Linked DNA regions of Homo sapiens: region 2 is linked to region 1. The links are chromatin loops, found by intact Hi-C in ENCODE. Cell type or tissue: ascending aorta. All regions are shown on one strand.

The links. Peaks named below come from ENCODE experiments on the same cell type or tissue, not always from the same donor. Only the 100,000 strongest peaks of a DNase experiment are listed, where the experiment ranks them.
Region 2: it touches region 1 in a loop (2.2-fold over the local background); 4 of 110 quality-filtered maps call a loop at or near these places.

What each region holds. Positions count from the first base shown.
Region 1 is chr12:19,914,476-19,916,975 of GRCh38, forward strand. No RefSeq gene overlaps it. Among named protein-coding and RNA genes, the nearest start is that of LINC02398, 99 kb to the right of the region's middle. In ascending aorta, a CTCF peak has its summit at 1,408; no DNase peak of the experiment used is centred here; H3K27ac peaks cover 929 bases.
Region 2 is chr12:20,188,146-20,190,645 of GRCh38, forward strand. No RefSeq gene overlaps it. Among named protein-coding and RNA genes, the nearest start is that of LINC02468, 61 kb to the left of the region's middle. In ascending aorta, no CTCF peak of the experiment used is centred here; a DNase peak (open chromatin) is centred at 1,234.

The sequences.
Region 1 (2,500 bases):
AATTTTATGCTTTCCTAACTCATTTTATGTATGTTAATTTACATATTATGCACAAAAAAATAAAAAAAAACTCCTATCACGTGTCTTCATTTTTGTTCCAGAACTGTGGGCACGTTATGTATGCCAGCAAAAGGGAATTCAAGTAACCAGATTAGAAAGGTAATTAAGAATGCAGTTGAGCAAGATACTCAGTCCCCAGTCCTATGCTGGAGTAAGGTATGGTAGAGAGAGAGAAGAGAGGTGGGCAATAATTGTAAGTTCAGTATCAGAAATAGTGGGTTTTGGAGAGGAAGGAGTTTTCGAATGTCTGATAGGAAGCAGCCATTTATCAGCTTATTTGACCCTAGACATGTCAATTAAACTCTTTAGGTTTCAGTTCTTTTTCCTTGTGGATGAAAGGACTAAACCCCATTAGAAATACTTTCCTGCTCTATGATACTTTGATTCTTACTTTCTCCGTAATGGTGGGAAAACAAGAAAGAATAATCTGAGAAAAAAAGGATAGGAAAAAGATAACAATTATTAAAGATAGAGAGATGCAAAAAAGAGACATGATTGCTGGTTATGAAAGGAAAAATATTTTAAAAAGTAAGAATTTAGGTCTTCATTCATCCCCCTCTGAGTTTCTTGAACAAATATTTATACAGTGCTAGTCAATACTTACGTAGCACTGACTACATGCCGTTTTAAGGGCTTTATAAATATTAACTCATTCAACAAGAATATAAGTTTTACTATTATTCCTATTTCATTGCTGAGGAAATAGGCACAGAGAGTTTAAGTAACTTAATCCAGGTCACATAGCTGGTAAGGGCCAGAGCTGGATTTCAAACCCAGGCAGTCTGGATCCAGAGTTCATGCTCTTGTAATGCTGATTTTACTGTTAGAATTTGCCATACATTTTCCTCAGTGAAAACCCCCACATCAAAGACAAAAACTTATTGAACTGTAACAAGTATAATAAATCACTCCAGACATATTTAGGCTAACACATACCCTATTTGTTTCTGTGTAATTACACTTTCTCAAGAGCCTGCCACAATTGGTATCACTGTTTTCTTATGAACTCTTCAAGCAAGACTAATGCAAAAGGGAGAGGATTGTTCTTTGTTCAGCTGCAAACCAGGTGGCACAAAGCACAGAGAAGAAAGCCAGGCTCCAGAGAACGTGTGAAGGCAACCAACTCTCAGAGACACTTGCATAATTAGTCAGAAAGCATTTTCCTTCAAATGACTGCAATTTTTAAAAGCGCTATCCCATTTTTCTCCCATCACCCTAATTAAAAAAAGACAACAAAAAACATACAAAAAAACCTTCCCCAAAGCAAGACTACTAAAATAAAATGGTCTGGCTGTGAGCAAACATTTGAAGCTTAAGTGTTATGTTGACCTTGTACTGCAGGAGGCAGCATCTCATTAATAAAACAATGACCATGTGTTTTTGTTGTTGTCCTTGAGGTTCTTTTTATGTTTGTTTCAGTATTGTGAATAGGACTGTGATTGTCTCATTCTCTAATATGCTTGATTTCTATTCAGAAAGTAAACAACTGAAAGGTTTTGTAAAGGGGTTAGAACCAGTGATTGTTGCTGATTTACTTCTGTGAAATTGAGTCCCTTTCCTTTTCTATTGTTTGTCTACTGTTAAATTTAATTTCTTGTGCTCACAATTAAAGTTTAAAATATTAGAGTCGGAGGAAGCTAGGAGATCATTTCTCTTGATTTAATTCTCTGATTTTACAGATATGGAAACAAGATCAGAGTGGTTAAATGGCTTGTCCAAGACAGCTAGTGGCATAGCCAGGACTGGCTTTTCCACTGCAGGTTCTGTGCTCATACCAAGCTTCATTGTTTGATCAGTCTGGAGTTGAGCCTCTGTAACACCCTCTTTTCTTTTTCCCAACCAAACACATCCTTCTTCCACCTCATATCCCTTTATTTTCTTTCATCCAATCCAATTTATTTTAGTAGGAGATTAACAATGAGTACCTGTGAAGTTAATGTTGATGTCTAGAGGGTAATTCAAACTTGCTGAACTTCAAGCAATGAAATGTCTTGGGAGCCATCCATCAGAGGTGCTTTGAGGCTATGCTTGCAGAGAGAGAAGTCCCGACTGCTGGAAGCTAGGGCTTCCTTTATTCCAGGGTATTGCAGTGATGTCAGTGTGTGTTAGAACTTAGCATTGTGCCTCTGGTCCTGCTGCACTGACTCTCCCCTCCCCCCATCATCTTTTTATATTTTATTTAAATATGCATGAATTTCTATTAAAGTCTCTCTTCTTTCTTAAGAATTAAAATTGGTATCTCAGGATAGAATCTGTACTCTCCCACTCCCTAGAACCCCAAAGCGTTCCTGGATTTTCCTGTATTTGCTTCTTTCCAAAAAAAAAAAAAATCTTGCATTTTGCCCATCAAATTTCATTTACAACACCCCGGTCCATAGTAATATTTCCTTCCTTTACCCTAGAACATCTGTATTGATAGCTCTTGTCTTACTATTGTTAA
Region 2 (2,500 bases), 270 kb after region 1:
CTCCACCCCTGCCTTTAATTTTCACTCTCATATGAACCAGTAAGAAATATTCCCTTTCTCTCTGGCCTCCAAGCAGATGCCCTTACTCATTTCTGCATTTTCTACAAGCATAGATATAGCATTATACTCAAACTCCTACTGCTCTGAAGTCTCATTATCTTCCTGGCTGCACTCATCACGTCTAATGTGGAACTGCTCTTGCATAGTACATTGATAGATGGGCCAGACACTGAGATGGCATTTAGGGTGCAAGATTGCATAAGAGATCAATGCCAGGGAAGGAAGGGTAAAGAACTAGAGTTGGGCAGAGAAGCTGAACTCCAGTACAGGCCTAACAAAGCCTCTGTCAGCCCGGTAAGGAACTCTGAAATAAGTATTTACCACTGGAGTATGCTTTAAGATGGCAAGGCCGATATATCCAACCTCAATCCATGACTAAGTGTGGAAGATCCTGGGAAAAACTATACGCCGGCAAGACAACTCTCTTCAGCTGGGGATAATTACAAAGGAACTGCAGCTGAAGACTGTCTGCTGCTCACACTCTCTTCAGGAGAACAAAAAGAACTTTCGTGAAGGGGAATTTGGGGAGTAGATCTGTGTCTCCCACAGTCAACCCTTGTGCTGCTCAAACCTCCTTCTCCACAGAAGTAAGTTGATGTTACAGCTAATGTTTTCTAGTCTTTTTCCTTTCCTCTCATGTTCTTAAACAACTAGCCAGGACATGCATCACTGCCTATGAGCCTATATATCCTAACCAGATTCAGTGCCCCTCCTGGTTCACAACCAGTGAAAGTTTAAACAGTCAGATTGCTAACTTGTGCCAGGGGCTGTCTGTGTTCCATTACTGTCAAAATGGGCTCCTCATTGTCAATCAGGTAATGAATGATCAGCTCCCAAATTCCATCTTATCAATTGCTTGTTGGGCCATTGCTAGTACCAATGATCACAGGTTGCTGTCTCTAGAAGCAGACACTGAGACAGAGAGTTCAAAGGGCAAGTTGTTTATCAATAACCATCAGCTGCGATGGGAAGGAATTTGGCAAAGGAAAAAGTCAAACCACAATGCAGAGCTGACAAAACCTTAATCCTGCAAGGAGCTCTTGAATGAATATAGCCAATCAGAGTGTCCCATGTTTGGGCCAAAATAGCGGGCCTTTCTACTCCTGCCTCACTCAGTCACCAGTTGCAGCCTGCTCCTGAGAAAGGCATGACTTTAGATGAGGAAGTCTCTTTCGCTGCGTCCAATTGGGAAGGAGGTGACAGCTGTAGGCTGTTGCTCACCACTCTCCCTTCAGCTGGTCAGTAAGTCCTTGAAAAGAATTCTGGTTCTTTGTACTTGTTTCTACTGCAGTTGTGCTGGGGCACAGAGGAGAAAGGAATGTTTGGTGAAGATGGTACAGATAAGATTTGTTTTTCATGAATTCAAAGTTCAAGAGGGTAATATCAAGGACCTGGGAAAAGGAACGGAGTGAAAATTTGAGTCAGAAAAAGAAAATCCAGAACATTATGGGTGTTAGAACACAGGAGAAGATAGAAGTTTTCCGTTTGGAAGATGATGAGAAAAGTAGAAATAAGGGGTATCGTTCACTTACACATTTCTAAGCCATTTGGCCCCATGATTTTAATTGCAGCTGTAAAGAGAGGTGAGACAGTTGTTTGTGGAGTTAGACCTATTTGCTCCTGATCTAAAAAAACTAAATGGCAGCAATGAGCAGCTGCAAATGAGCCAGTAATTCTGGGTCCTGCATGGATATTTAAACTGAGGGCACGGTGTTAATGTTTCTGTGTCCGTATTTTAATCCTCTTAGCTGACTTGGGAGACTTAAGTCTGAGACTTAACAGAGCCTGTCAGAGCTGATGGGATAATGTAGAGCAGATTTGCCATTCTCACATACAAGGGATGCCAGTTCTCTAGAGCCTTAATTTTAACACAGAGCTTAACATCCCTTAGGTCAGCCACTAATTCATCAGAATTAAGAGGAATGAACAGGTGCAATTTTCTTTGTAGTAAAAAAGTTAATAATAAAACTGTTAGTGTGCACTGTATGCAGAAATTGAGACCACTTGGATATTTGCCATGTGGCTTGTAGCCTCAAAAAAGTATTTTTTATTTTTATATCAAATATCACTTATATATATGTCTATACTTTCAAAAGAAAAATAGTATACTGCTCTATGAAGTTGTTTTCATTGAACAATAGGTAAATTACATCTTTCTATGTCAATGAATATATGACTAAATTATGACCACTTATATTTCATTGATGACCACTTGTATTTCATTATACAGTTTTGTCATAATGCGTTTAGGAAGTCCTCTGCATTTAAACATGTTATATTTTTTGTTTTTGTATTTTAAAAAAAAGGTCTCCAGTGACTCTTTTAGTCCCTTTATGCCTGTGGACTTATACAATTATTTCTTTACATTAAATATCTAGAAGTTGAATAGCTGAGTCAAAGTATCTAAATACATGTTAAAAGTTACCCAGTTGCTCTCCAG